2 separate regions of the Homo sapiens genome follow, and region 1 is linked to region 2. Evidence: read pairs that join two places in POLR2A ChIA-PET (ENCODE). Cell type or tissue: IMR-90. All regions are shown on one strand. Links, peaks and the distances in the headings refer to the core of each region. The heading gives the core; the rest is flanking DNA. Region 1 overlaps LMBR1 (limb development membrane protein 1). Region 2 overlaps DNAJB6 (DnaJ heat shock protein family (Hsp40) member B6).

Evidence for each region. ChIA-PET counts read pairs that join two places held together with the same protein. Peaks named below come from ENCODE experiments on the same cell type or tissue, not always from the same donor. Only the 100,000 strongest peaks of a DNase experiment are listed, where the experiment ranks them.
Region 1: POLR2A ChIA-PET joins it to region 2 with 19 read pairs; 2 of 35 experiments call an interaction of 5 or more read pairs at or near these places.

The regions. Positions count from the first base shown.
Region 1 is chr7:156,717,590-156,734,172 of GRCh38, reverse strand. It overlaps LMBR1 (limb development membrane protein 1), which reads left to right. Exons shown (of 17, transcript NM_022458.4): 11 at 5,453-5,529; 12 at 6,166-6,243; 13 at 8,336-8,409; 14 at 8,648-8,738; 15 at 9,995-10,061. Among named protein-coding and RNA genes, the nearest start is that of RNF32-AS1, 66 kb to the right of the region's middle. In IMR-90, for the core only: no CTCF peak of the experiment used is centred there; a DNase peak (open chromatin) is centred at 8,892.
Region 2 is chr7:157,338,647-157,355,229 of GRCh38, reverse strand. The region is part of intron 1 of DNAJB6 (DnaJ heat shock protein family (Hsp40) member B6); the gene reads right to left. Among named protein-coding and RNA genes, the nearest start is that of DNAJB6, 9.9 kb to the right of the region's middle. RefSeq lists enhancers at 5,434-6,003, 14,171-14,691. In IMR-90, for the core only: a CTCF peak has its summit at 14,934 (motif pointing right); a DNase peak (open chromatin) is centred at 14,949.

The DNA.
Region 1 (16,583 bases), core at 4,144-12,143, 620 kb after region 2:
TGTACTTTTTTTTTCTTGACTTGTGTATTGGCCTTGGTTTCTTATTAAAGACTTTACTGTAGTCTGAAATATTAGAAAATTTATGAAATCTTTATGTTAAAACTTTTGACCTGCCCAAAATCATTAATAAAGACTATCTTACAGTTTGGGGAGAGGATAAGTTTACATTTATTCACTTTTTTTGGTTTTATATATATACAAAATGACTTTTCAAAGGTTCACAGGTTCAAAGATGTTGCTCCATTGCCTTCTCACTTGCATTATTTCCAACAAGTCATCTGTCATACTTATCTTTTAATGTGTCTTTTTTCTGTATCTGCTTTTAAGATGTCTTTATTGTTGATTTTGAACAATTTGATTGTGATACGCCTCAGAGTAGTTTTCTTCATGCTTCTTAGAGCTAGGAGGTTATAGTTTTCAACTAATTTGGAAATTTTTTGACCATTACTTCTCCAAATATTTTTTCTTTTCCCCTCATGCTTCCCTTTTCAGGGACTCCAGTTACATGTATTTTAGGCTATAGCTGAAGGATGTTCCTTTATTTTTCAGTTTTTTTCTTGCTGTATTTCATTTTGATTAGCGTCTATAGCTGTGTCTTCACTTTCACCAATCTTGTGCATGTCTAATCTGCCTTTAATCTCATCTAGTGGTTTTTGCTTTTTTTTTGTTTTTCTACCATCTGCAGTTTTCATCTCTGGGGGCCTGTTTGGGCCTGTTTTGTATCTTCTATTATGTCTCTAACACGTTCAATCTGTGTCCTCCCTCTTTGTGAAAATATAGAATATAGTTATGACAACACTTACAATGTTTTTGTCTGCTACTTCTAACATTTGTGTTAGTTCTTGATATGTTTTGATTGATTGATTTTTTTACCTCATAATCACTGGTATTTTCGTGCTTCTTTGCATGCCTGGAAACTTTTGATTAGAAAATAGGTATTTTGAATTTTACCTTGTCAGGTGAGATTTTACCCTTGTTGGGTGCCTCACTTATAGTATTTCTTTTTGTTTTGTTTTGTTTTGTTTTTTAAGACAGAGTCTCACTCTGTCGCCCAGGCTAGAGTGCAATGGTGCGATCTCAACTCACTGCAACCTCCGCCTCCCCGGCTCATGTGATCCTCCCACTTCAGCCTCCTGAGTAGCTGGGACCACAGGTGCATGCCACCACAGCTTGCTAATTTTTTGTGTTTTTGGTAGAGTTGGGGTTTTGCCATGTTGGCCATGCTGATCTCAAACTCCTGGGCTCAAGTGTTCTGCCCACGTCAGCCTCCCAAAGTACTGGGATTACAGGCATGAGCCACGATGCCTGGCCACTTATAGTAGCTGTGTAAGTGAGGAACTTTGTTCTGAAATGTAGTTAAGTTACTTGGAAACAGTTTGATATTATTGTATCTTGTTCTGAAGACTTTTTAGGCTGGACCAGGGGATCATTGCCTCTAGGGTTAAGTATTCCCCACTGCTCAGGCAAGACCCTTCCACAGATTCTATCCAATGTCCTGTGATTGATGACATTCTGTACTGTCTTGTGGAAGAAGCAACTATTTTTGGCCTTTTGTGATTGTTGAGTGCTGTTTCTTTTCATATTTTGGGGTGGTTCTTTCTTTAGCCCTGGGTTGTTTCTTCACATGCCTGAGCCGATATACTTGAGAATTTTTTATGAATTCTTTACTGAATACTCAAGGGTGACTCTTTGCAGATCCTTGGAGTTCTTTTTCTGTGCTTCAGTCTCCTGTCTGGCACTTTGCTGCACAGACTCCAGCTGACATAGTCTCCCCAGATTCCCATTTCATGCTCTCAACTCAAGGGATGAGCTGGGCTCAGCTTGTGTTCCTCCTTCCTGCATCACGGCCTGGAAACTCTCAAGACAGTAAGCTGGGTCAGAAAGGGCTTGTGTGGTTTGTTTCCTGTGTCTCAGGCATCATTGTTCTTCCACGATCAGATGTCCAGTGTCTTGAAAACTGTTGTTTCATTATCTGTGTACTTTTTGGTTTCTTAATTGTTTCAAGCTGGATGACACACCTGGTCCCTGTTGTTGCCGCAGCTTCAGAAGTGGAAGTCCAGTGTTATGTTCTTGAAAATCAAATACGATGTTCATTTATTTTCATTTCTGTTAATAATATTTCCTGAAGTTACTTCAGTCATCCTGCTGTTGGTGGATATTAGATTTGCTTCTAGTTTTTTGCTGTTACAAATAATGTTGTTATAATCATTCTGGTATGTAACTCTTGGTATATATGTTTTTTCAGGGTACATACTAGATATGGAATTACAAGATCATTGTATATGTGCCTGTGCAACTTTTGTAGATAAAGCCAAATAGTTTTCTCACATAGTTGTATTAGTTTGCATTCCTGCTGGGCATGAGTATTATACTTGACAATGTTGGACTTTAAAATTTTTACTGACTTAGTGGATGTGAAGTGGTGTTTCTTTGGTATTCTAATTCATATGTTCCTGATTTGTATTTTTATTTTTACATTTCTAATGTTCATTTAGCTTCTGTTTGAAAAACACAGGTTTGCTGGCAATAGATTCTGTCAGTTTTTGTTTATTGGAAAACATACTAAAAATTTTTGTTTGGTAGCTATCAGCATTGGAAAGATGTTGTTCTACTGTCTTCTGGTTTCTTGTTAAAAGTCATGTTGTTGCTCTTTCAAAGGGCTTTAAAGATTTTCCTTTTGTCTTTGTTTAGCAATTTTACTCTGATATGCTTAGATTTGGTTTTCTTTGTATTTATCTTTCTTGAAATCTATGTGTCACTTCATGATACTGTGGCTTGATGTCTTTTATCTATTTGGGAAAATCTTGGCCATTGTCTTATCAGATATTGCTTCTGCTCCATTCTCTCTTATTTCCTTAGGCTGCAGTTACACACATGCTAGGCTTTTTCATTCTTATATTCTTTTCTGTATTTATCTCCTTTTTATCTTCATGCTTCAGTCTGATATTTTCTCCTGGTCTGTCTTCCATTTTGCTTTCTTTCAGCTATGTCATAACTATTGTTAAAACTATTGAATTCTTCACTTTAGTTACATTATTTTTCAGTTCTAGATTTTCTGTTTATTTTTTATAGATTTAAATTTACTTGCAAAATTTTCCATTTATCACTTATTTTATTGAATATGTTAATCATTTATTTTAAAGCATCTTTCTGATAAATCCAATACATGGATCACCTGGAGGTCTGTTTCCATTGTCTTTTTTTTTCCCTCTTTTTCCATTTATTTATTTATTTATGAAATGGAGTTTCGCTCTTGTTGCCCAGGCTGGAGTGCAGTGGCCTGATCTCAGTCCACTGCAACCTCCACCTCATGGTTCAAGTGATTCTCTTGCCTCAGCCTCCCGAGTAACTGGGATTACAGGTGCATGCCACCATGCCTGGCTAATTTTTTGTATTTTTAGTAGAGACGGGGTTTTACCATGTTGGCCAGGCTGGTCTCAAACTCTTGACCTCGTGATTGGCCTGCCTTGGCCTTCCAAGTCCTGGGATTACAGGCGTGAGCCACCGTGCCTGGCCTCTTTTTCCCATATCTGGTAATGTTTAATTGAATGCCAGATATTTCTTATACAAAACTATAGAAACTCTGCATGGTGTTTTCTTCTTTTTGGGAGGATGTACTTTTGCTTCTGGTAGACAGTTACGGTAGGGACGTATCAGTCTAATCCATTAGGCTTGAGATCATTCAAGGCCAGGCTTCAGTCTTTATGACGACCGGTCCATTTCCACTTTGTCCTTCCTTCATACTAGGATATAGCTTTTCATTGGTCCTAATTGAAAGCCTAGTTCATTAGTTATTGACTATGACCTCATTTTCTTAATGAATTTTAGTTTTTACCTCTCAAGAAACATGAGCCTGACAGAAGCTTTGCTTGGCTTCTCAGCCTCATAGTTGCATCTTTCTGTTGTTCTTCTTGGCCTCTTAGCCACTGGTGTCTTGAAGGGAAAGTGGCACTGTCTGCCAGGTTCACTTCTTTGCCCTTTTCTTTTCTGTATGATCATAGCCTCTCAAGTTTTGACTGCATTGGTAGCCCCAAATGCCAATGTCTGTCCTCTTGGCTCTGTTGAGTTTGCTGAAAGGTTTGCTTTAGAATCATTGCCTTTTACCCATTGATTTCTCACCCTCTTGGGTCCATGCCATTTATATATTGGGAAATGTCTTGCAGAAGAAGGTGTAGTACAAATTGGAGGTCTTAGCTCAGTTTACTTCACAGAATATTGGCCCCTCAATTTTCATTGTCTTGATAGCTCTCTGATACGTTCATACAGATTTTTTAAAAATTAAGTTTGATTTATCTTTTCTTCTTGTTCTTAGCATGAGGATTGGTGTTATAGGTAAAAGTAGAAGTTTGCTTCCAGCCTTTAGAAAACTAGAAGTGCTTATCTTTGGGAAAATAGAAGGGGGCTGGGCGCAGTGGCTCACGCCTGTAATCCCAGCCCTTTGGGAGGCCGAGGTGGGTGGATCACGAGGTCAGGAGATCGGGACCATCCTGGCTAACATGGTGAAACCCTGTCTCTACTAAAAATACAAAAAATTAGCCGGGCTTGGTGGCATGTGCCTGTAGTCCCAGCTACTTGGGAGGCTGAGGCAGGAGAATCACTTGAACCCGGCAGGCAGACGTTGCAGTGAGCCGAGATTGTGCCACTGCACTCCAGCCTGGGAGACAGAGCGAGACTCCATCTCAAAAAAAAAAAAAAAAGAATAGAAGGGATTTTTATTCATATAACTTTATTCATTCAGATATATATATATATATCAATATGTAGATCTATATGAAATACAAATATAGCCCTCAGTATTCGTGGGGGACTGGTTTCAGAACCCCCATGGGTACCAAAATCCACATATGGTAGAAAATTATTGCAGAACCTGTGGCTATAGAAGGCCTACTGTATGTCTGTATTTTCAGAGTCAGCTGTATATCAACAATATATTTCCTTAATGATTGAGATGTCTTCACAGAGCTGAAATTTACGCATCACAGGATTGAGGTGTTTAATGTAGCAAACTGGTTTTAAAACTCTGATTTTTGTCTGGGTATCGTAGTTCGTGCCTGTAATCTCACCATGTTAGGAAGCTGAGCGGGGAGGATCGTTTGAGCCCAGGAGTTCAAGACCAGCCTGGGCAACATAGCAAGAACCTGTCTCCACAAAAAATAAATAAAAAAATTAGCCAGGCATGGTGGCATGTATCTGTAGTCCCAGCTACTTGGGTGGTTGAGATGGGAGGATCACTTGAGCCTAGGAGGTTGCAGTGAGCTGCGGCTATACCATTGTGCTCTAGCCTGGGTGACAGAGCAAGGCCCTATCTGTAGTTTTTTTAGTTTATGGAGGAAAATTAAAAGTAATTTATGTTTTTTAAAAAGAAATTATGTATAAAACAGATTATAGCATTATGGAAGGAAAATGTTAATTTGGAGAAAACTTTGTTTTATTTTGTTTTTCCTTTTAATAGAGAGGCGAAAAAAGGCTTCAGCATGGGAAAGAAATTTGGTGTATCCCGCTGTTATGGTTCTCCTTCTTATTGAGACAGTAAGAATTTATTTGCCTAGTTAAATAAAAGCAAATTATATTTTATTTACTTCAGCATTTGAGTATGGCAGCTCCCTCAGCTAAATGGTTTTTCATAAACTAGTTTTCTATCAACAGGATTAAAATCCATCTATGCCTTTATTTATGAAAATCCAATAAAGCAAAAATGGAAATTAATGGCAATTTAAAAAAAATTCTGAAGATTATCTGTTTCTTCATGAAAGCAGGAAATTCAGTCTTTGTTTTCATTGAAAATTAAGAAAACAAGGTGTTGCAGATAACCTGCTTTAAATTCTGTGATAAAATATGAAAATTACATTATGAAGTTAGTTCTGATAATATTTTACCACTTTTTTAAGTCTGTGGAGTTGTGTGTTTCCAATTGGTGAGATCACTTAGTAAAAGGATCTATATACTACCAGCTTTTGTCACAAGCTTTGAAATGACAATAACTTGCAGAATCTTTTAGAATTTCTTCAGTTCTTGTTTGTAGTCTGATTACTTTAGTTTTATATATAGCGTTTTGGTCTTGACTGCTTTCCCTCTATTCTGAAACGTGTATTTGGTTACCTAGATTTTAATATTTTGTATTGGTGAAAAATCTTGAGAGCTGACAGTTTGCTGTTTGTCTTGTAGTCCATCTCGGTCCTCTTGGTGGCTTGTAATATTCTTTGCCTATTGGTTGATGAAACAGCAATGCCAAAAGGAACAAGGGTAAAGTAAAATCCTTTAAAATGTCTTTCTTTTGCAAAAGTATTCTATGTCTATACCCTGAGTATTTCAAGTAAGCAAATGAAAACATTCACCTTTGTGCATGTATATACTTCAAGTTGTATGAATTTCTTTATGCAAAGAGCCTTTAAAATATAAACTGTGATTTTTGTTTCTAATTTTTTACTTTGGATTGACAGGGCCTTTTTTCAAGTGTTGGAATTTCCTTTTAGATTTCTTATCAGAGTTTATCTTGATTTTACTGAAATTCATTTAGCTATATGAAATTCCTTTAGCCATAGTCTTGATTCAGATCCCCCCACCTGAGTCTTTCCAGGACCTTGTGCCATCTGTTATTGCCATTGTTGTATTCACTTACAGCCTCTTCTCCATGAGTACAAGCCCACCATCATGCTCCAGGTGCCTCATCCTACAGACAGACAAGAAACTACCCTTTGCCATGTACAGTCTTATCTTTTTCTTTAGTTTTATACCCAAACCCACTGATAGAACAGGAAGTCGCTTACTATACTGACTTCCTAGTCACTTTTAACCCATTTTACTATACCAACAAAACAAGTCCCAAGCCCTATAGTATATTTTTGTACCCATCCCCCTTAGTGCTTAGTGGAGAATGACTTGTACGTCATAGGAGATCCCTGTATAATTGTGTAAAAAAATTAGATACTCTTAATCCTTCCTACATGGCTTCTCTTGAGATAGCATAATTCCAAAGTATTATCTCTGTTGATCAATAAGCTTCTGTAGGGGAGAAGAAGTAATACCTTTTTCTAACCTATTGGAAGGTTCATGGCTGAGATGCCTATAACAAAAGATTAATAAGAGAAAAGCTGACAAACTTATTTAAGATAAGTTTTACATATCACAGGGGTCTTCAGAAATAAAGAAGACCAAAGAAACAGAAAAAGCTGTGTACTTTTATGCTCTGGTTTGTTGAAGAGTGGACAGTAGTGGGAAGTATGATTGGAAGACAGGGGTGTGATCTAATGATTATAAACCGGGGGGATTTAGCAAGGCCTGTTCATATTCTTCTCGGTGTCCTCGTGTCTCCGGAGATAAACATGTGCTTCTCCTCTGGGTGGGTTGCGGGGGGCACCCTTGGATGGGGGTCTTATGGCCTGCTTCGCAGGAGAAGGAGACAGATCAGTGTGTGACCTTCCTAGGTTTTCTCAAATACCAGGTCCCAAATTTTGGAGTAGTGTGTCTTGAACCCCATCACTTTCTACCAGCATCATTTATTTCTTCTTCAAAAGATTGTCAAAAAGTTATTTTTTATTGGGCTGACTGTAGATTCTTAATTATCCCTGGTGTTTCTATTAGATGTAATCTGTGCTGACTAGTAAAACATTCAGATAGTTTCTTTTATTAGTAATCTTTGAAAATACTTCAGTAGGGAATGATTTTTTCAGATCTAATTATAAAAATAGTAACTTTTTTGTGTTTTTTTTTTAAGTTCTAGGTAAAGATAGTTTTTGAGATAGGGATAATTGTTTAGGAAAAAATTTATAGCATTACTTTTTTAAAAATCTATGTTAACAGTTACATCCTTTGTAACTCTGAATTCCCAAGGAAAATTTGGGCAAAGGAAACTTTCAGGTATGGGAACAGGATATGCACATTTACTCTCTTTCTACTCTTAGCTTAATTTTGACATACTTGAATTGTGTAATCTTTGTATATTGTGTAAGCATTCAGATAGCTATGTATCCTATTCTTATTTTTCTATTGTGTTTTTAAAAACTCTTTCCCAAAACTATTCAGGATTTTTTTCCTCAAGTGGCAAGTTGCCCCATTTTATAACAGTAAGCATAATCATGTCATCTTGACAAGTAACTTAAATTACATTTGAGATAAGTAATTTTTCTTGAGCTTATTAAAATTGTTAACATGGTGCCTGAATTTGTTGATGAAATCAGTCTAATGTCATGTCTTGTTGGCCTTTGAAAGTCTAGATGTTATTTCAAAGTAGTAAACATTCATAATTTCAACTGTCTTATTTTATGAAACAGCTGTTTTAGGGAAACCAATATAATGGTGTCATCAAATTCTGAAAAGTGTCTTTCTCCCACCCCAGGGGCCTGGAATAGGAAATGCCTCTCTTTCTACGTTTGGTTTTGTGGGAGCTGCGCTTGAAATCATTTTGATTTTGTATCCTTTCTTTAACTGAACGTTCAGCCTATCCACAAATTTTATACCAAGTTTTCTGGGGCAGTAGTTATTTACTAAGACACTTGTCTAGAAGAGAAAACAACAGGTTAGTCTTCCTCAAGCACTTAAAGCGGCTTTTTGTTTTGCTTTTCCTATGGGCCTTAAGACTTTTTGGAGACTGCCGAGAACTTAGGAAACTTGCATTCTGTTGGAGAGTTTTTTTCCTTGATTCTCACAGCTATCTTATGGTGTCCTCTGTTGTCGGCTTCTATAGCCTTCGATTTTTTGGAAACTTTACTCCCAAGAAAGATGACACAACTATGACAAAGGTAAGGTAGAATCTTAGGTGACTGTGGCCTCTCGTTTGCCTTCCCTGACAGACTGCTTTATTTAATAGTCATTCTGAATGGTTCATTTGCAGTGATAGGTATTTGTTTGTAAGTTGCGTAAACACAAACTGGAAGATTTTCAAAATGCTGAGTGAGTGGGAAAGGGATGTACCCTGTTTAATTTGGATGGCGTCCATTCACTGTAAATGCGGAGAACTGCAGAGCTTGTTAACTAGCTATAGAAGGCTCCTGAAAGGACTCTTTTTCCTCTAAAGAAAACGTATTGCTAATGAGTAACTTGGATTGTGCTAACTGTACTTCAGGGAGCTTGTTTGAAGTCTGAAGAACTTAGTTGCTACAAGTAGTAGGGACAAAGTATTTCAAATTTGAATAATTAAAGTAAGACGGAAGAGTTCTATTCAGAAACATTTTGTAGTCTGAGGCTAATTTGACTTTTTCCACAACATGTCATTGGGTTCAGAATAAAAAGGCTGTTGCCGTATATAGTGACTGAATCTTTATAAAATATTCCCGTAGGCTGACAAAGAAGAATAACTAATAAGAGCTGAAAGCTTGTTTTGTTTTTATTTTATATTTTTAGCCTACTTAAAGGGGAGAAGTTATTTTACACACACACACACACACACACACACACACACACACACACACAGCTATTTCTTTAAACTTAATAAGTAGTTGAGATATTTAGTATCTAGTTTAAGTGATCATAAATATTAATTGATATTTTCAACTCCTCTTATTTACTATGGAAGAATAAACATGGGATGCATTATTACAAAAGTTTAGAGGTTTTGGATTTCTGGTGCTTTTTAAATCTTACAATTAACATTAGAAATAGATGTGATAAAAGAGATCTTAAGCAATAATCTGGCCTTAAAAATGTAGTCAGAAGTATCCAATATGTTAATTATTTTTTGCTTGACAGGCAGAGCCTTTTGAAAGTAACAGCTGCAATCAGTAATGTAAAGTGCATTATCTAGGTGTCAAGTAATTTAAGTATTCTATAACTATATCTGTGCTAGGTACTGTAAACATCTTCTAGAACTTACAGATATAACTTTATTTATTTTAAAAGTGTGTTATTCTTTGAAAATTCTGTACTGAATAGTATCATTAAGAAATCGGCAAAGTACACTAGGTAACTAGAATGCACAATCATTTCTCAGAATGTTACTGGGTTTGATTGTCATCCTGCTGTTTAACTGCCCAATATTCTTTCTCGTTTCTCATAACAGATCATTGGAAATTGTGTGTCCATCTTGGTTTTGAGCTCTGCTCTGCCTGTGATGTCGAGAACACTGGGTAAGTTTCAGTGAGAAATTTTCACTTAAAGATCCATGTTTTTAAAAACTGTCTTTACTGAACTTATTTAACATTTACTCATAAAGATTACCTTTGAAATACAGTGTTTCTTCCTACATTATTTTACACTTTTACTTCTATACTTTATGTATAGGGGCATACCAAGACAAATACTTTTATCAAATAATGACTACTTATTTTTTAAACACTTAAAAGCATTCTTTCTCCAAACAACGGGCTGGTTTTTGTTGTATTTTGTTTTTACTGACACATCTATAAGTTAGGCTTTCGAGTCCTCTAGTGAGGAAACTGCATTAAACTAATTTTTCTATTTAAAAGCTTTTGAGCGTTTATAATTTAGTATGGTTTAAAAAATTGAAAATTTGTAAATTATTTTAAGCTGCTTTGTGTCCACAAAATAGAGGTGAACGCAGTGTAATCTCTGAGAACACACTCTGATTCAAAGGACACCCTTGAGAGTTCCTACTTGCCTGTCATTCATTTCTGTCATTTTCTTATTGTTTCAGTTTACGGAGAATTTGATAATCTTTTAAAAGAAAAACAGATTTTTGCTTTGTCATTGAAATAGTTGAGTAAGTCTTCCCTTAGTTGTCTTTTATAAAATGCTATTGTAGACCATATTCTGAGTTCTTCACTAAATATTATTTCAGACAAAAGTTTCCATTAAGCATTTCTATCTAATTCTCTAGACTTAGGTTTTGACTTAAGAGTGCACACGAATGATTGGAAAATTTTGATCATTAAATTTTAGCTACTTGCTCATAACAAAAATTGCTGGTAACTTTGAGTTGCTTTTGCATTAGCTCTCATATTGCCTCCATTATTTATTGAAGACTTACAGATACCAGGGATGCAGGCTGTGCAAAGAAAGTAGAAGCTTTGTAGTTATCTTCATAATTCTTACAAAGGATTTCATGTTTGTAATAGAAAACAAAAAGTATAAATGTAAAGGGACCACTGTTCCATAAGCTAATAAAAAACTGGTGTGTGTAATAGTCTTATTTCTTTTGTGTTTGCTTTATAGGACTTGTAATTGTTTTGACATCTGCTTATGTGAATCTTGAAAATGCCAAAAGTATGCTCTTTAGCAACCTGATTTGATGTTAAATGTTATCATTTATATTATGACAGTCTATTAAATAATTTCTGTTATATTTCAGCCAACCTATCATTTTAATACTTAGGAAACTCATTCACTGTACTATTATTTAAGATTGATTGCTAATCATTAATATATACCGATTTTATGGAAGAAAATTACATGCTGAGTATAGTTTTAACACAAAGAAAACAAACTAATGGTAAAATTTACTTTTTGAAGGCCAACAAATTAAATTCCAGAGTAGTTTGCCATAGAGATAAATAAAAAGAAAAAAAAGAAAGATGGAACAATTAAAATGCAGCTAACAAATGCCTGGACCCAGCTGTCCAAACAGGATTAATGGAGTGCATTAGGGTACAGTGAGTCATGTGGTGCTTTGCAAAATATCAACACGCACTGCATTACATGTTATGCCCAGTGGCATTGAATAGATGAAAAGAAATAAATACGTTAAACAGATTCATAGAGGCTTTTCACAGTATTAAAAAAGCAAATTTCTAGACTAAAAGAAAAAGCTTTATTTTAGCATTATGGGAAATGCAAACTAGAGAGTTACTTTGTAATTCCTCTATTAACCCTTTAGAATTGAGTCTTTGATTTTAAGAAGATAAAATATAGGGAATTGTCATGAATATTATCCTAGTGTATAACAGGATTTTGATTTACCAGCTGAAAAGCTTATAAGACTAGAATAGAGGATGTATTTAAGCAATCAGATTCCAAGCTGTGACATTTTTCAGTCTTTCTTGTCGCCTCTCTCAAGGAAACCCTGACCTTAGTGTGGTCTCCTTTGCTCCTGTGAAATCAGCCAGCAGCGTCCCATCACTTACAATGGAATGAGAAATGCAGTAACAAGAAAAATCATATTTTATCTCTATATATGTAATTTCTCTATTATTTCAACAGTTTTTTTAGTGAAGAATATAAATTTGATTATAACTTGAAATACATCGAATCTAGTATAAAAGAAATGATGATGTTTTTGCTTCAAAAATGAAAGTGTTCAATGGACATGTTTCTTTTTTAAACATTTGCCCACTATTATTGTTGATGCATCGCAGGCTTTAGATTTAAGTACATGGTGTGATATGACATATTTATTAAATAATTCCTTTTAAATAGCTTGTTATATTTGAATGAAAAATTTTGTACTAACTGAAAAATCACCACTAAGTAAATTTTATAAGCATATTTCTTGCCACAAAGAATTAAGTTGTGAGAAAAATTTTGACCATGTATTCTTGGTTAAGTAGAATTAGTATAAATGATGGTTTTATTTTTCATAGGAAACACAAAGAATCTGTAGTTAAAATTTTTTATTAGAACCCTGAAAAAGTAATGCTATGTAAATGAATATATTTTTCAAAACATTGTTTTGCTGCCTGTTTATATTTAAGTTTTCAGAATCCAAAATTTGGGGAGATTTGATGTCTGTATTTTTAGTAAACAGTTTACTGTGTAGTTTAATAGACTCTCAGGGTGATAAAAGGAGATGTTTGCAAACAAGGTGAAAATAGAACAAGATCAAACTAATTATCTATAGATGTCCAAAATTCTATGCAATAAAATATTTTGAATGTTGCAGTGAATTTTAGAAGAATAGATTCTGTGTGATTGCTGATATGTTCTTTATTATGCTTAATCATGAAACAATTAAGACGTTGATTTTTTGTGTTATTCTTTATTTGAATTCTCCTTTAAAGAGGAAAATTTTTCTCAAATGCAAATGATAGTCTTTGAAATGCTTTTAATAATTTCTATATTGTAATTATTTTTACAGTTATTTTTCATCTTGGAAGCTCTTTCTATAATTTGTAAGTTATTTAGTGTCCAAATACAATTTGTTTTTAATGTACTTATGGTAGTAAAACAAAAACACTTACTCTTTCAAATCAGCTTGAATTTATTTTCAGTATTTTCACATATTTCTCATTTGGGTCCCATATAGTCTATTATCTTACAGGAGTTAAAGTAGATTATTCCTTTTTGCTTCTTGATGAAGGGACCTTGTTTTATAACGGGTCTTTTTTGGAGAGGTCTTTATTTGGGGTTTTGGTAATCCCTATTTATCTGTACCCTGGGCTTTCTCTAGCTCTTGTTGTGAAACAGAAATAAACAATGCTTTCACAGAGGCTTAGCAATGACAAATGTGAAATGGAAGTATAAGTCATATATTCCTAATTATGACATTGATATAAAAATAATTTCAAACCCTATATTGAAAATTTCTCACCAAAAAGTATATATGATTTTATTATATTCAGATATATTATAGAAAATAATAAATGAATAATATGACTTATTATTATTAACTTTATTATTTAACTTTATTAAAGTTATTTATTAACTTATAGTAATTAACTTTTGGTTGATTACTAATGTTCTTATATCTGAGCAATAAGCTTATATATACAGTTGAGATCTTTAAGAATAAAGAATTCTTAAAAATGTTTTGTGCCAAATGTCTAAAACAGTTAAGAGAGCAACTCATGATACCACCATAAAAACTCATATTCCTGATATCTACGAAATGTGTTTCCTGACACTACACTTCTTTCAGGGCAAACAGCCCTGTCTGAGAAAATGTCTGTGGGTCACACATACCTAAATTTAGTCACCTGTTGATATTCAGCTACTTTAAATTTACTTTATTATAATTTTCATGCGGAAAATAATTTCCTTTAGGACCATTTAGCTGGAGGGAACCTTAAGAGGTAATTTGTTTTTTTCTTGTAAATTTGTTTGAGTTCATTGTAGATTCTGGATATTAGCCCTTTGTCAGATGAGTAGGTTGCGAAAATTTTCTCCCATTTTGTAGGTTGCCTGTTCACTCTGATGGTAGTTTCTTTTGCTGTGCAGAAGCTCTTTAGTTTAATTAGATCCCATTTGTCAATTTTGGCTTTTGTTGCCATTGCTTTTGGTGTTTTAGACATGAAGTCCTTGCCCATGCCTGTGTCCTGAATGGTAATGCCTAGGTTTTCTTCTAGGGTTTTTATGGTTTTAGGTCTAACGTTTAAGTCTTTAATCCATCTTGAATTAATTTTTGTATAAGGTGTAAGGAAGGGATCCAGTTTCAGCTTTCTACATATGGCTAGCCAGTTTTCCCAGCACCATCTATTAAATAGGGAATCCTTTCCCCATTTCTTGTTTTTGTCAGGTTTGTCAAAGATCAGATAGTTGTAGATAATGCGGCATTATTTCTGAGGGCTCTGTTCTATTCCATTGATCTATATCTCTGTTTTGGTACCAGTACCATGCTGTTTTGGTTACTGTAGCCTTGTAGTATAGTTTGAAGTCAGGTAGCATGATGCCTCCAGCTTTGTTCTTTTGGCTTAGGATTGACTTGGCGATGCGGGCTCTTTTTTGGTTCCATATGAACTTTAAAGTAGTTTTTTCCAATTCTATGAAGAAAGTCATTGGTAGCTTGATGGGGATGGCATTGAATCTATAAATTACCTGGGGCAGTATGGCCATTTTCATGATATTGATTCTTCCTACCCATGAGCATGGAATGTTTTTCCATTTGTTTGTAACCTCTTTTATTTCAATGTTTATTGCGGCACTATTCACAATAGCAAAGACTTGGAACCAATCCAAATGTCCAACAATGATAGACTGGATTAAGAAAATGTGGCACATATACACCATGGAATACTATGCAGCCATAAGAAATGATGAGTTCATGTCCTTTGTAGGGACATGGATGAAATTGGAAATCATCATTCTCAGTAAACTATCGCAGGGACAAAAAACCAAACACCACATGTTCTCACTCATAGGTGGGAATTGAACAATGAGAACACATGGACAGAGGAAGGGGAACATCACACTCTGGGGACTGTTGTGGGGTGGGGGGAGGGGGGGGATAGCATTAGGAGATATACCTAATGCTAAATGACGAGTTAATGGGTGCAGCACACCAGCATGGCTCATGTATACATATGTAACTAACCTGCACATTGTACACATGTACCCTAAAACTTAAAGTATAATAATAATAAAAAAATCATTGCCCAGACCACCATTGAGAAGTTTTTCCCTGTTTTCTTCTAGTAGTTTTACAGTTTCAGGTCTTACCTTTCAGTTTTTAATCCAATTAAATTGATTTTTATGTAAAAAAAAAAAAGTAACTTGAAAAACGTTACAGTTAAAATGTTACAATTAAAACTAGACAAATGATCGTAAGGGTCTAATTTGTCCTAAGAATAAAGACCTCTAGCTATCTGAGTATTCTGTTTGTTTTCTTTTTTCTGAAACAGATCCTCATTCTGTTACCCAAGCTGGAGTGCAGTGGCACCATCATAGCTCACTGCAGCCTCAACTTCCTGGGCTCAAGCAGTCCTCCCACCTCAGCCTCCCGAGTAGCTGGGACTACTGGCAGCTACTTACACCACACCACCACACCTGGCTAATTTTTTGTATTTTTTTGTAGAGACGGGGTTTTGCCATGTTGCCAAGGCTTGCCTCAAATTCCTAGGCTCAAGTGATCCACCTGCCTTGGCCTCCTAAAGTGCTGAGATTTCAGGCGGGAGCCACGTGCCTGTCCTTGCTGAGTATTTTTTTTTTTCTTTTTCCTTCTTTTTTTTTTTGAGATGGATTCTCACTCTGTTGCTCAGGTTGAAGTGCAGTGGCACAATCTCGGCTCACTGTAACCTCTGCCTCCTGGGTTCAAGTGATTCTCCTGCCTCAGCCTCGCAAGTACCTGGGATTACAGGCGCCTGCCACCATGCCCAGCTAATTTTTGTATTTTTAGTAGAGACGGGGTTATGCCATATTGCCCAGGCTGGTCTGAAACTCCTGACCTCAAGTGATTTGCCCGCCTTGGCCTCCCAAAGTGCTGGGATTACAGGTGTGAGCCACCGTGCCTAGCCAGGCTGAGTATTCTTAATAATACATATGCACAGTCATTTCTGAGATAGATGAACAAATTATTTCATTTGTAGGAAATTGTGTTTTTAGTTTTTAATCATATAAGTGAATGCATAAATAAATAGTCCTGATAAAGAATACTAAAAATTAGAGATCCGGCCGCCACTTCTAATTCCAGTCTCCTCTTCCAAGTTTCCAGAAATGTCTTTGGTTTACAGCTTTTCAGACCTTTTCCTGTGCATATGTATACATGTGTTTGTGTGTATATATGTGTACTTTGTAGAAAATTTTAAAATCTCACCTGAGTATTACTTTGTTTCTAATTGTTTTGTTGGCATTCTCCTTCTTTCTGATGACTCTTAACTTCCTATGCTGCCTAGAGAGAGTTAAAAGAAGAAAATGTTTTGAAATAATTTCCTTTATCAGATCTCAGTCACCTGAACATTAATTTCAAACCAAAAGAGAGTTACAGAAAGAGATAATTAAATGTTTGCCAGTGACTTGTAATTGCCTCATTCTATGGATTCTGT
Region 2 (16,583 bases), core at 7,791-15,790:
CGAGATCGCGCCCGCGCCACTGCACTCCAACCTGGACGACAGTGAGACTCCATCTCAAAATAAATAAATAAATAAATAAAAGAAACTACGGGAACGCTAAAGGCTCAAGGCCAACTCTCATCCTACATGTGGGTTTTCATCCTTTCCCATTACATAAATATAATTTACTTAGCAATGAGTCCCAGATGTAAGCTCCAAGCTCAGGCCTCTCCTGGGCACTTCAGACACAAATAGACAGATGACTACTTGACACAGCCACTTGGATGTCCAGCAGACATCCTAAATAGAACACGACCAAAATTTAACTCTTAATCCTCCCCACCTCCTACATACCTGGTCATTTTCTAGTAAATTCTACCTTGAGCTCCGAGGTGCCTGTGAAATGTTCACCTTCGCCAACGTCACTACACTCAGCACACAGACACAAATAAATCACAAAGTTCTGCCGAGTCTACCTCTGAAATAAATGAAATTCATTCACTGTTCTTTATCTTCACCAGCATCATTATCCCTTACCCTGACCTACAGCAGCCTCTAATTTCATCCTGCCCTGTGCTCTCAGAGATGTCAGCTTATAAATGTGCAGATATTGGCTGGGCACGGTGGCACACACCTGTAATCCTGGCACTTTGTGAGACCAAAGTGGGAGGACTCCTTGAGCCCAGGAGTTGGAGACCAGTTCGAAAGCGTGCCACAGCACTCCAGCTTGGGGTGAGAGCGAGACCTGTCTCCAAAAAAATGAAAATAATTTTTTTAAAAAAAAAATTAAAACTAAAAATGAATAGCTGGGCACAGCGGCTCACACCTGTAATCCCAGCACTTTGGGAGGCCAAGGTGGGTGGATCACCTGAGGTCGGGAGTTCGAGACCAGCCTGATCAACATGGAGCAACCTTGTCTCTACTAAAAATACAAAATTAGCCGGGCGTGGTAGCGCATGCCTGTAATCCCAGCTACTCAAGAGGCTGAGGCAGGAGAATCGCTTGAACCCAGGAAGCGGAGGCTGCGGTGAGCCGAGATCGCACCATTGCACTCCAGCCTGGGCAACAAGAACAAAACTCCATCTCAAAAAAGTCGAAAAAAACAAACAAAAATGAATAAATGTGTAGATTATTATCACAACAGATACAATCTGTGGTCCTGCCCTGGACAAAACCAGCTATAAAGTACAGGTCAATTCAGAATTAAATTGAAATAAAAATTTACTATACTGGCTAATGCTAGATCAAGCAAGAAAATTTAAAAAGCTATCCAAAATCACAGACTCAGGCCAGGCGCAGTGGCTCACTCCTATAATTCCAGCACTTTGGGAGGCCAAGGCAGGAGGACTGCTTGAGCCCAGGAGTTCAAGATCAGCCTGGGAAACACAGTGAGAACTCTGTGCAACAAAAAAAAAATTTAAGTAGCTGTGCATGGTGGCATGTGTCTGTCATCCCAGCTACTCAGGAGGCTGAGGTGGGAGGATCACTTGAGCCAGGAAGGTTGTCAAGGCTACAGTGAGTCAGGACTGCACCGCGGCATTCCAGCACAGGCAACAGAACGAGACCCTATCTCCCATCCAAGCACTAACCAGGCCCAACTTATCACAAACAAACAAAAAAAAATACATACACACACACACACACACACACACACACACACACACCCCGGTCAAGAAAAACAACGGGACAGACAACCTGTAACTAAGAGTAAATGACAACTAAATACAATCTGGGTTCCTCGGATGGTTTCTAGAACAGGAAAAGGACATTAGCAGAAAAACAGGTGGAATATGAATAAAGTCCACATTTAACAATACTGTAGCGGTGTCAACTGCTTACTTTTGAGAAATTCACCACAGTTACCACAGTTACAGAAAGATTAAGGGAAGTTGGGTGAATGGTATACAGGAAAATCCCTGTACTATCTTTACAACTTTTCTGTAAATCTAAAACTACCTCAAAATAAAGTTTAAAAACTTCAAAAAGACGAAGTGTACATCAAAAGGACACAGAAACCAAACTGGACCGGGTGCGGCAGCTCACACCTGTAATCTCAACACTTTAGGAGCCCGAGGCGGACAAACTGCATGAGCCCAGCAGTTCAAGACCAGCCTTGGCAACACGGCGAAACCCTGTCTCTACGAAAAATTTTAAAAATTAAAAAAAAAAAAATTTGATAGGGCAATTCCTGACCTTAACGAGAATGTGGGCTTCAAAGTGAATTGACTGAATTGAATTTAAAACCTACATTTAAAATTCTTGAGTTCATGTCACTCTAAAAAGCCAGCAAGCACTAAGAATCAAGGATTTACCACCCTGCCTTCCCTGTACAGGGAAGCAGTAATGTTCACAGCGTAGGAACTTGGAAGTGGAACTGGGTGTTTATCGTAAACAAGCCGTGGTTCCTTGGAAAACTACCTACTCACTGTGGTTGCTTCCCCACCCTGTGAAGTGGGTGACATCCACTTCCATGGTTGTTTACAGATGATGCTCTCCAAGGGAAGAAAGCCCTGAGCTCCATCTAGAATATCCTAAGTGCTACCTGCTTGTGATGAAGTAGAAAGGAACCAGTAATACACGGAGTGGATGGTCTCACACAATGAGGAAGTGGGAAGGAAAGAGAAAAGCAGGCAGGAGCGATGGGCACACAGACAGCCGCCTGAGCACAGTCAGGAGAACTCATCTGCAGAGATGCCACACCCTCACCAGGGAGCCAGCAGGAATAGTCAAAGGACCTCCAAATCACCCCCACCCCCATCTTCATACCACCTCATTCCACATTCAACTGAATAAATATTCAGAGAGTAATCCACCATCAAATACACACTGCATGATTAAATAAAGCCTTCAGCAATACTGAAGATACTCCTAGCTTACTTGGAGTAAAAAAGAAAATTATATATATATACATATATATGTATATATTTTGAGACAGAGTCTTGCTCTGTCGCCAGAGTAGAGTAGCACAATTTTGGCTCACTGCAACCTCCAACTCCCTGGTTCAAGCGACTTTCCTGTCTCAGCCTCTGGAGTAGCTGGGATTACAGGTGCCCACCACCACGCCTAGCTAATTTTTCTATTTTTAGTAGGGACGGGTTTCACCATGTTGGCCAGGATGGTCTCGATCTCCTGACCTCGTTATCCGCTCACCTCAGCCTCCTAAAGTGCTGGGAATACAGGCGTGAGCCACAAATTGGAGTAAATATTTTAAATTGAGAAGTTTTGTTTTTTTGTTTGTTTGTTTGTTTGTTTTTGAGATAGTGTCTCGCTCTCTGACGCCCAGGCTGGAATGCAGCAGCACAATCTCGACTCACTGAAACCTCCCCACCTCCCGGGTTCAAGCAATTCTCCTGCCTCAGCCTCCCAGCTAGCTGGGACTACAGGCATGTGCCACCACACCGACTAATTTTTTGTGGTTTTTTTTGTTTTGTTTTTTGGGTTTTTTTTAAAGTAGACACAGGGTTTCACCATGTTGGCCAGGCTGGTTTCAAACTCCTGACCTCAGGTGATCTGTCCACCTTGGCCTACCAAAGTGCTGGGATTATGGGCATACACCATATCCAGCCAAACAAGTTTTGTGGTTTTTTTTGTTGTTGTTGTTGTTGTTGTTGTTGTTTTGAGACAGAGTCTCACTATGTCACCCAGGCTGGAGTGCAGTGGCACAATCTCAGCTCACTGCAAACTCCACCTCTAGGGTTCACACCATTCTCCTGCCTCAGCCTCCTGAGGAGCTGGGACTACAGGCATCCACCACCACACCTGGCCAATTTTTTTTTTGTATTTTTAGTAGAGACAGGGTTTCACCATGCCAGCCAGGATGGTCTCGATCTCCTGACCTTGTAGATCCGCCCTCCTCGGCCTCCCAAAGTGCTGGGATTACAGACATGAGCCACCGTGCCCGGCCCACAACAGTTTTTTAATAGAGTTTTTGGTAAAACCATGAGTTGGGAGACAGTCAGGCTTAGTTCTTCCAACTACTATTGACCTTTAACATTCTTTTCAAAGACTCAGAACAAAAACAGTGAGACAGTATTCAAAGACAGGACAGGTATGGTGGCTCAGGCTGAGGGGGGCGGATCACCTGAGGTAGAGAGTTCGAGACCAGCCTGACCAACATGGAGAAACTCTGTCTCTACTAAAAATACAAAATTAACTAGGCATGGTGGCACATTCCTGTAATCCCAGCTACTCAGGAGGCTGAGGCAGGAGAATTGCTTGAACCTGGGAGACGGAGGCTGCAGTGAGCCGCGATTGCACCATCGCACTCCAGCCTGGCCAACAAGAGCGAAACTCTGTCTCAAAAAAAAAAAAAAGACTGGACAAAAGTTAAGCAGCTGGCTAATGTCTGGCATATGCTACCACAGAATCTCAGAATTAAAAAGTTGTTGTCTCTGGCCAGGTCTGGTGGCTAACACCTGTAACGCCAGCTAAGACTCGGGAGGCTGAGGCAGGAGACTCACTTGAACCTGGGAGGTGGTGGTTGCAGTGAGCCAAGATCGCACCACTGCACTCCAGCCTGGGAGACAGAGTAAGACTCCATCTCAAAAAAAAATAAAAAAAAAAAGGTTGTTGTCTCCAAGTACTTCGAGAAAAGTGCCATATTGGGCGTCTTCCTCAAATTCTTATTAAAGGACCTTTATATCACCAAGTTCAAGCTCTGACTCATAAGGCATCCACACTTCAATAACCACTAATTAGTGCAACCTTTCTCTGCCTGAACAAACGCCAGTGACCGGAACTCATTATCTCCAAAGTCAAGCCCTGAATTTTAGTTAACTACAGGAATTCTTCCTTATGCTGGGGAGCGGGGGTCTCCAAGGAATTTTCACCCTTTGGTCCTTATTCAAATTATGCGATACAGGTTCAATTTCTCTTCCGCATAGTTACCTTTGGATATTTGGGGGCTTTATCTTGGCAAGTTTTTCTGTCTCTAGGCAAATATACCCTTACAATTCTTCACAGTTCCTCCTGAGAAACCCTGACCTACCTGGTCCCTCCCCTCTGAGCAAGCTCCAATGTCGTAATGTCTTAGTGCCCCCAGTCCAACACAGATACTCCAGGGACAGTCCAATTGCCACCAACAAAAGATAACAAGACCCACAGCTCTCTTTCTGATCAGGACGGGAAAATGGACCAGGATGCTACAATTAACAATAAAATTCGGGCAGGATGCAATGGTTCATGCCTGTAATCCCAGTGTTCTGGGGACAGAGAATGAGGGAACGCTTGAGCTAAGGAGCTCAAGACCAGCCTGGACAACAAAGGGAGACTCTGAATCTACTAAAAATAAAATAATTAGCCGGGCGTTGGCCAGGCGCGGTGGCTCATGTCTGAAATCCCACCACTCTGGGAGGCTGAGGCGGACAGATCACCTGAGGCCAGGAGTTCGAGACCAGCCTGGCTGACATGACGAAACCGTCTCTACTAAAAATACAAAAATCAGCTGGGTGTGGTGGCATGAACCTGTAATCCCAGTTACTCAGGAGACTGAGGCATGAGAATTGCTTGAACCCGGGAGGCGGAGGTTGCAGTGAGCTGAGATCATGCCACTGCACTCCAGCCTGGATGACAGAGTGAGACTCCGTCTCAAAAAATAAAATAATTAGCCAGGCATGATGGCACAGCGCATGGTCCCAGCTACTCGGGAGGCTGAGGTGGGAGGATGGCTTGAGCCCAGGAGGTCTAGGCTGCAGTGAGCCGTGATTTTACCACTGCACGCCAACCTGGGTGACCGAGCAAGACTCTGACTCAAAAAAAAAAAGTAATAAAACTCTGCTAAGTCCCCTGGTCTTTTCTAACCTGGGGTCACGGTCCTGCCTTCCCATTACCTTTGGGCAGGTGAGACTCTCAAGGGAAGGGAGGGTCACACCTTGCCCAACTGTTTCATTTTAGTGAGACTGGCCCCATTAGTCAACCAATCAAAGCCTTCCTAATGTTAAAAGAATATTGTCATTCTGATTGAATTTAATCATACAAACTTACTATTTATAACACACACTATGCTAGCTTTGGAAATAATAAAAGTCATCAAGTTTAGTGGAAGACAGGCATGTAGACAAATATGCACATGGCCGTTGCAGGGTCTCACACCTGTAATCCCAGCACTACTGGGAGGCCGAGGCTGGAAGACTGCTTCAGCCCAGGAATTCCAGATAAGCGTGAGCAACAACACAGCAAGCCCTCATCTACACAAAAAATAAAAAAAAATTTAAAAAGACAAATATGCACAGAGTGCTGGGGAGATGGTATAGAGACCATGAGGAAAGGAAAAATTAACACTGACATTTTACTGACGAAATGAAAAACAAGAGTAAGCTCCCCAGGCAGAGAACAGAGGCAAAAGTATTCCACACACAAGTAACAGCGTATGCTCAGGCAAAATAACGACAGCACACAGCCCATGTGGGACGCAGCAAGTTAGTAGGGTGGAACGTCAGTGTGAGGGTGCTGGGAGTAAGAGGGAGGGGAGGGAGTCAGGACAAGAAAGAACAGGGCGCAACTGAAGAATTTTACAACTAAGGAATTAGGACTCTTCCACTGTAAGTAGAAGAGTTAAGCGGTGGTGTGAACTCAACAGGAGTATGTGGAAAGATAACTTCTAACTACAAGGGAGATGGACTTAAGAGAGTGATGACTGGACGGCAGGGTTACGAAGATGCTCCAAACGATATGTGCGGGAATCAAAAACGACAGGAATGCAACCAAGCGCAGACAGGAGAGCTATTTAGGAAACTGTTTAGGGTCCTTCTCCAAGGCAAGAAAACTTCACCAACAGGGTTCCATGCACATCCACAAACGCTAGGACTGGTGCAGAAATCTTCCATTCCTATTTAAAATATGGCAATATTAAAAAATAAGACTGGGCGCAGTGGCTCATGCCTGTAATTCCAGCACTTTGGGAGGCCAAGACGGGTGGATCACTTGAGGTCAGGAGTTCAAGACCAGCCTGGCCAACATGGCGAAACCCCATCTCTACTAAAAATACAAAAAATTAGCTGGGCAAGGTGGTGGGCGCCTGTAATCCCAGCTACTCAGGAGGCTGAGGCAGGAGAATCGCTTGAACCCGGGAGGCAGAGGTCACAGTGAGCCAAGATCACGCTACTGCACTCCAGCCTGAGCCACAGAGCAAGACTCCATCTCAAAAAAATAAAATAAGGCCAGGCATGGTGGCTCACGCCTGTAATCCCAGCACTTTGGGAGGCTGAGGTAGGTGGATCACCTGAGGTCAAGAGTTCAAGACCAGCCTGACCAACATGACGTAACACCATCTCTACTAAAAATACAAAAATTAGCTAGGCATGGTGGTGTGCACCTGTAATCCCAGCTACTCGGGAGGCTGAGGCAGAAGAATCGCTTGAGCCCGGGAGGCAGAGGTTGGAGTAAACCAAGATCACACCACTGCACTCCAGCCAGGGTGACAGAGCGAGACTCCAACTCAAAAAAACAAATAAATAAACAAACTTCTTATAACCTGAATGACAACAGGTAATTTTAAACGTGACATGCTAATCATCAAGTCATATGATGCTTAATTAGTTTACTAATAATTGAGGCTTAATTATTAGCCGATTAAGGGGGAAAGGAGCTGGGGCAACAATGTGTTACTGACTCACGTGTCACACATTCTTACAGGTACGTATTCCATCACAGTCATTCTGTGAGTTACTGTTTGTAGGTGAGGAAACGGGGGCTCAAAGGAATTAAGTAAATGTCAATGTTCCAGCAAGTTCAAAACCCAAGTCTGAGCCGAGCACAGTCACGTGCACCTAAAGTCCCAGTGACTCAGAAGGCTGAGGCAGGAGGATGGCTTCAGCCCAGGAGTCTGAGTTCAACCTGGGCAACATACCAAAGACACTGCATCTTTAAAAATAGTAAGAATCCAAGTTTGCCTCCAGAACTCATGCTAGCCTGTATCGTGGCACTATGCTGTCAATGTACACAATTCCAACCCTCAAGGCTATGGGACATTCTCTCACCAGTACTTGAAATCTCAAAATTACCTTTTTAGTTTTCATCAAATGCCAGTAAGACTAACAAATTTAGAATATAAATTAAATACAAATACGCATTACAGAAACAACAAAATGAAAATAGCTGGCCGGGCGCGGTGGCTCATGCCTGTAATCCCAGCACTTTGGGAGGCCGAGGCAGGCGAATCACGAGGTCAGGAGATCAAGACCATCCTAGCTAACACGGTGAAACCCCGTCTCTACTAAAAATAGAAAAAATTAGCCGGGCGTGGTGGCGGGCGCCTGTAGTCTCAGCTACTTGGCAGGCTGAGGCAGGAGAACGGTGTGAACCCGAGAGGTGGAGCTTGCAGTGCGCCGAGATCGCACCACTGCACTGCAGCCTGGGCGACAGAGCAAGACTCCATCTCAAGAAAACAAGAAAAAAAAGAAAATAGCTGAAGGTCTAGAAAGAGAAATCCACGTGTCTCCAAGGAAACCTGCAGAGCTGGCTGAAGTGCTGATGCTGCAACAATCCCCACTGTTTGCTGCAAGCTCACTCCTTACTGCTTCAGTCATCACTGATGTAAGACACAATTTAAAATTTGACAAACTCCATGAAAGGTTACCTGCATTCAAATTTTTTTATTAACCTCAGAATTTCAAGGCTACCTATACATTTCTATCAGTATTTCCCTATAGAAGTATTTTTGGTAACACTATCTTTTTTTTCCTCAGACCTCTCAAAAACAGTGTTTAAAAAAAACTGATAAAACTATATATTAAATATCCAACTGTGTATTAGATGATAAAGCAGCCTGAAGCTGTAGAAATACTAATGCATTCCAAAACAATTTTAAGCAAAAAGTTGCCTAATCAAGATATAAAACTAGGTACCAATTAGCATTATTTGATACATACTTGGACGATTTCCCTAGTCACAGAGAAACTAAGTTGTATCTTTAACTTTTTTTTTTTTTTTTTTTTTACTACTCCTTGCAGAGCAGGGCTACCCCATAGGCAGTGTGCCCGGAGTAGCCTAATATCATTTAAGTGTAAAATACATGGATTCATTTCTTAAAAGACACCATTTGTGGCAATAAAACATTTTAACTGGCCTTCATCTCCCTAAGGTTGGCCCTGAATCCTTCTGGCCCGCCCAGCACTGTGAGGATGAGCACAGAGGACAAAGCTCCTCTACTTCCCTCTTCTCCTGGCCCGTGTGTTCAATGCACATTACAGAAAACAGGTGATCCCAGAAAAATGTGGGCCCTCAGGAGGACTGGAAGGCACACTCAAGCTGCCTTCCCTGCCCAGCGAGAGCCTGGACTCCAGCCCTCCACCCTACAGAAGCTCAGCCAGGAAAAACCAGCTTCCCTCACCAAGAAACCAGTGCATCACCTGCATTTTAAAATAATATACTAAATCAAAAGAAGTAATTTCTACAGCAGATCACTCACATCAGAGCTCTACAAGCATAGGTGTCCATTAGAACCCCACTTGGCAAAAACCTTTTTAAAACCATGCTGCTCAAAAGACTCCATAAGCCAAATGCAGCTATTTAAATCTGAAGTCATTAAAATTATACACAATTTAAAATTTGGCCCCTCAGCAATCTTTGTTTGGATATGACCCCCAAAAGCACAAGGAACAAAAGCCGAAACAGACAAGTGGGATTACATCACACTGAAAAGCTTCTAGACAGCAAAGACACAGGAGTGAAACAACCTTGGAAATGTGCAGAAGGATCACTTGAGCCCAAGAGCTTGAGACCAGCCTGGGCAACACAGTAAGACACCATCTCTACAAAAAGATAAAAAAAATTAGCTGAGTGGGGTGGCACATGCCTGTACTCCCAGCTATGCAGGAGGCTGAAATGGCAGGATCACTTGAGCGCAAGAGATCAAGGATGCTGTGAGCCATGTCATGTCACTGCACTCCAACTTGGACAAGAGACAGGGCAAGGCCCTGTCTCAGAAAAAAACAAAATATATAAAAAATAAAAATTTTAAGCCAGGCGCAGTGGCTCACGCCTGTAATCCCAGCACTTTGGGAGGCTGAGGCGGGTGGATCACCTGAGGTCAGGAATTCAAGACCAGTCTGGACAACATGGTGAAATCCTGTCTCTACAAAAAATACAAAAACTAGCCAGGTGTGGTGGCGGGCGCCTGTAATCCCAGTTACTTGGGAGGCTGAGGCAGGAGAATCACTTGAACCTGGAAGGCAGAGGTTGCAGTGAGCCGAGACCACTCCATTGCACTCTAGCCTGGGCAACAAGGGCGAAACTTCATCTCAAAAAATAAAATAAATAAAAATAAACAAAAAACTTTAAAGTTAAAAATGATAAAATAAAAGTGACAGTGCTGTAAAGTAGCACTTTAAAAGAAATCACAGCTGGGTACAGTAGCTCATGCCTGTAATCCTAACACTTTGGCAGGCTGAGGCAGGGGGATCACTTCAGCTCAGGAGTTCAAGACCACGCTGAGTAACACAGCAAAATCTTGTCTCTACGAAATATAAAAACTCAGTAGGGTGTGGCAGTGTGCACCTGTAGTCCCAGCTACTGGAAGTGGCTGAGGCAGGAAAATCACTTGAGCCCAGGCAGTCGATGCTAGTGAGACGTGAACGCACCAATGCCCTCCAGCCTACGTAACGGAGCAAGACCCTGTCACAAAAATAATAAATTTTTTTTTAAATAAAAAATAAAAAAACAAATAATTTCAGGCTGGAAGGGAATTTGCGTAGAGCAGGAAGATATTCTCTAACTACAAAATTAACTTTTTTTTTTTTTTGAGTTTGAGTCTCACTCTGTTGCCCAGGCTGGAGTGCAGCAGCACAATCTCAGCTCACTGCAACCTCCACCTCCCTGGTTCCAGCGATTCTCCTGCATCAGCCTCCCGAGTACCTGGGACTACAGGTGTGTCCCACAATGCCTGGCTATTTTTTTTTTTTTTTGAGACGGAGTCTCACTCTGTCACCCAGGCAGAGTGCAGTAGAGTGCAGTAGAGGGATCTCGGCTCACTGCAAGCTCCGCCTCCCGCGTTCACGCCATTCTCCTGCCTCAGCCTGCTAAGTAGCTGAGACTACAGGCACCTGTCACCACGCCCAGCTGATTTTTGTATTGTTTTAGTAGAGATGGGGTTTCACCATGCTAGCCAGGATGGTCTCAAACTCCTGACCTTGTGATCTGACCACCTTGGCCTCCCAAAGTACTGGGATTACAGGTGTGAGCCACCACACCCGGCCCATAATTAACATTTCTAATAACAATTATGAAACTTCTTTAAACTATTAACTAGGTCCTACTGTCTATTAAGGAAGCCATAGAAAACTTTTCAATTAAGAAATTAAGAAAAAATATTTCTTAGGAAAACTCGGTTTGTTAATTTCTGCAATTTCCAAAAGCAATACATCTAAATCAAGTTTAAAAAAACGAAAAATCTCTATTAAAACCATGAAAAAAATTAGCCTAATCGCCATTAATCAAAAATAACCTTCTCCAATAAATTCAATGACCTCTAAGTTTAGGACTTTTAAAAAAACACGTCACATAAAGATTAGGCGTGGGTAGCTCATGCGTATAATCCCAGCACTTTGGGAGGCCATGGCAGGTGGATCACCTGGGGTCAGGAGTTTGAGAACAGCATGGCCAACGTGGTGAAACCCCGTCTCTACTAAAAATACAAAACCCAGTCAGACGTGGTGGCGCCTGTAGTTCCAGGTGAGGCAGGAGAACTGCTTGAACCCGGGAGAGTTTGCAGTGAGCTGAGATCACACCACAGCACTCCAGCCGGGGCAACAGAGCAAGACTCCATCTCAAAAAAAAATAGTGGTTTCTAAATTCATCTGAGGCCAGGTGAGGTGGCTCACGCCTGTAATCCCAGCACTTTGGAGGGCCGAGGCACGCAGATCACCTGAGGTGTTCAAGACCAGCCCGGCCAACATGGCAAACCCCTTTCTCTACTAAAAATACAAAAATTAGCCAGGCATGGTGGTGAGCGCCTGTAGTCCCAGCTACTCGGCAGCCTGAGGCAGGAGAATTGCTTGAACCTGGGAGGTGCAGGCGCAGTGAGCCAAGATAGTGCCACTGCACTCCTGCCTGAGCAACAGAGCAAGACTCTGTCTTAAAAAAAAAAAAAAAATTACCTGGGTGTGGTGGTGCACATCTGTAATCCCAGCTACTCAGAAAGAAGGCTGAAGCACAAGAATTGCTTGAGCCTGGGAGGCAAAGGTTGCAGTGAGCCAAGATCACGCCGCTGCACTCCAGCCTAAGTGACAGAGTGAGACTTGGTCTCAAACAACAAAAAAAAAAAGCAAAAACAAAAAAAGTACAGACAGGTAGGAAAAAAAAAAACCCACAGCAGTGAATTTTCATTCCTTATCACACACATCACCTACTTATTTCATTATCCAGTATGTCCTAAAATATTTCTGAAACAAACACAGAAGTTATTTCCCCATTACTCAAGATCAGAGACCATTTCTTCAACTAGCACTCATCACCTATTAGATACTTCCAAGCTTAACTCCCTTTCATTAAAAAATCATAATAGGCCAGGCTTGGTGGCTCACACCTGTAATCCCAGCACTTTGGAAGGTCGAGGAAGGTGGATTGAGGTCACAAGTTCAAGACCAGCCTGGCCAACATGGTGAAACCCTATCTCTACTAAAAATATAGAAGTTAGGCCAGCACGCTGGCTCACGCCTGTAATCCCAACACTTTGGGAGGCCAAGGCAGGCGGATGACCTGAGGTCAGGAGTTGGACAGGGCAAAACCCTGTCTCTACTAAAAATACAAAATTAGCTGGGTGTCGTGGTGCATGCCTGTAATCCCATGTACTCGGGAGGCTGAGGCAGGAGAATCGCTTGAACCTGGGAGGCAGAGGTTGCAGTGAGCTGAGATTGCACCACTGCACTCCAGCCTGGGCAACAAGAGTGAAACTCAAAAAAAAAAAAAAAAAAAAAAAAAAATTAGCCAGGATAGTGGCACGTGCCTGTAATCCCAGCTACTCCGGAGCCTGAGGTAGGAGAATCACTTGACACTAGGAGGCGGAGGCTGGGGTGAGCTGAGATCACGCCACTGCACTCCAGTCTGGGTGACAGAGTGAGACCCTGTCTCAAAAAAAATTATTATTATAATAAAATAGGGCCAGGCTCGGTGCTTCACACCTGTAATCCCAGCACTTTGGGAGGCCAAAGCAGGTGGATCACCTGCTTCCAAACCAGTCTGGCCAACATGGCAAAACCCACTCTCTACTAAATATACAACAATTAGCCAGGTGTAGTGGCGAACGCCTGTAATCTCAGCTACCAGGGAGGCTGAGGCAGGAGAATCGCTTGAACCCCAGAGGTGGAGGTTGCGGTGAGCCAAGATCGCGACACTGCACTCCAGCCTGGGTGACAGTGTGAGACTCTAAAATAAACAAAGCAACACTCGGTTAAGTACTCAGTCTCCAGTGCTGCTGAAACTTATTTTTTCCAACTTTCTTGAATTCTGGATTCCATTATTAATCACAGGAAGGTCATCAGGACATACACAAACTAGAAAGAATCTAATTCAATCAATACTTTCTAAGCACTCTGTGTCCTGGACATTCCTATAAACACAAATAACTTCAGATTCAAAGCCCACCCAAGTGGTACATGCCATCTCAAGGTGGCAGAGAGGAATAAGTATTAGTACACAGTTCATAAGCATACCAACTAGAGCACACACGTATATATGCACAACACAAATATAAAACACACTTTTAATTTAAGCCTTTGGTGGCAAAAGGTAAGTAGAAAAATATCAAAGGGGGAAAAATCATATGTAGTGTAAACTAAATCACCCTTCCAAAGACACGTAATTTTGCAACACAGCTTAAGAATTCTAAAATATGGCCTGGCGCAGTGGCTCACACCTGTGATCCCACCACTTTGGGAGGCCGAGGCGGGTGGATCACGAGGTCAAGAGTTCAAGACCAGCCTGGCCAAGATGGTGAAACCCCCGTCTCTACTAAAAATACAAAAATCAGTCGGGAGCAGTGGCAGGTGCCTGTAATCACAGCTACTCGGGAGGCTGAGGCAGGAGAATCGCTTGAACCCGTGCGGCAGAGGTTGCAGTGAGCCGAGATGGCGCCACTGCATCCAGCCTGGGCAATATGAGATTCCATCTCAACAACAACAAAAAAATCTAAAATCTGGCCAGGCACCTGGCTCACACTTGTAATTCTAGCACTTTGACAGGCCGGGATGAAAGACTCACTTGAGGCCAGGAGTTCGAGACCAGCCTGGGCACACAGGGTGATTCCACCTGCGCGCGCGCACACACACACACACACACACACACACACACACAGCCAGGTGCGGTGGGTCACGCCTGTAATCCCAGCACTTTGGGAGGCGGAGGCAGGGGATCACCTGAGGTCAGGTGTTCGAGACCAGCCTGACCAACATGGTGAAACCGTCTCTACTAAAAATACAAAAATTAGCCAGGCGTGGTGACACGCGCCTGTCATCCCAGCTACCTGGCAGGCTGAAGCAGGAGAATGGCTTGAACCCAGGAGTGCAGTGAGCCAAGACCGCGCCACTGCACTCCAGCCTGGGACACAGAGCAAGGACTCCATCTCAAGTAAATCAGTCAGTCAACTAATCATCAATCAATATTCCTTCTCAAGTAGGATATCTCCAGGAACATGAAACAGGTCAACAGTGATTTATGTCCATACAAAAACATAAAGGGTTTTGTTTGACAAAACACCTCATTAATATCAATACAAAAAAAAAAATCACATTTTTACTAGTTGACTTTTCTGCAGGTAGGCGTTGTCGTTTTTCCATTCCTACATCATCGTTTCTAACATATTCTTGTTTTCACCAACTTTGCTCTTCTTCTCATTAACCTCATTTTTTTGAGTTTGATATTCTCAAATTCTATTCATCCTTGAACTACACCATTTGCTAAATCCTGCCACTGATCCTACTCTTACTCGCTAATGAGCCTGCAGTTACCCGCCTCTCACCACCAGGTGGGGTCCTGCACAAATTTAACCAAACCACATTTTGAACAGAATCATTTCTGAGGAAATGAAAAAGTTTTAAAAAGGTTTCCAAAAAACGCTGTTAATCCAGTGTGTAACCTCGATGCAAATAAATACTAAGAAGTAAAAATCCCGTCAAAACGTCAACTCACAAATACAAAGGCTAATTACATTCTCTTATTCCTCAACAGATATCTGTAAGCATTAACCAATATAGAAGCTGACCTTTACAGCAGACGACAGTAAGGTGTCTGTGCGGTCCCGCGGTGACACCCAGTCCACAGCGACACGTTCAGGATGACTAAAAATACCTGCCCAAGTTATGAAGTGCCCTCTTATAATACTCTTTAAAGTGACAGCCGGACGCGCGGGCTCACACCTGTAATCCAGCACTTTGCGAAGCCGAGGCGGGTGGATCACCTGAGGTCAGGAGTTCGAGACCAGCCTGAACAACATAGTGAAACCTCGTCTCTAATAAAAATAGAAAAAATTAGCTGGGCGTGGTGGCGCATGCCTGTAATCCCAGCTACTCGGGAGGCTGAGGCAGGAGAATCGCTTGAACCTGGGAGGCGAAGTTGCAGTGAGCCAAGATGGTGCCATTATACTCCAGCAGGGGCAAGAGCTAAACTCCATCTCACACACACACACACACACACACACACACACACACACACACACACAAAAGGCCGGGCGCGGTGGCTCATGCCTGTAATCCCAGCACTTTGGGAGGCCGAGGAGGCGGATCACGAGGTCAGGAGATCAAGACCATCCTGGCTAACACGGTGAAACCCCGTCTCTACTAAAAAAATACAAAAAAATTAGCCGGCTGTGGTGGCGGAAGCTTGAAGTCCCAGCTACTCGGGAGGCTGAGGCAGGAGAATGGTGTGACCCCGGGAGGTGGAGCTTGCAGTGAGCCGAGATCGCGCCACCGCATTAATTACGGCCTGGGCGACAGAGCAAGACTCCGTCTCAAAAAAAAAAAAAAAAAAAAAAAAAAAAAAGGTGCAAACAGACCATTCCACCCCCACCTCAGACCTGGATTTAGGTTATCTAGGTTGAAGACTGATGAGGGTGACGGGTACCACTGTCCAAAACAGAGTTAATAGAAGGGAATTACGGGCTTGCTTAAAAATGAAAGCTAATGTACGCCACTCAGTAACAGGTATCACACTGTAATACCATATGCATATTTTAGTCTTCACAACATTCAACACTCCCCACCTAGTGTTCCGGAAAAACTGTCCTACAGCCAGAATTACTTCCCAAACCTAACACTTTCATATCCAGAAGAAAATAAATTTTAAAACACTGTTTTGAAGAGAGTGCTGAACTCATCTCAAATTCTTTAAGAGCTCTGCCCTCTGGAATTCCCAACTTTCTCACCTTCCACAGCACAGATGAAGCCTGGACACTTTCCAAAAGCTTCCCAACCCCTTTGTTCTCCCACTTCCTGTCAAATCTCCACATCTACCAACTTAAGGCAACTTACTTCCCAAATTTCACAGCCTGCGTAATCCACAAAAACCCGCAGCTCGCTGAAGCGTGCATAAAAACTATTCATCCCTTTATCACGGAAGGCAGAAAGAAATGTGAAAGCACAAACTCCAAGGGAGCTTAAGGCCCTCAGGAGTGGAAA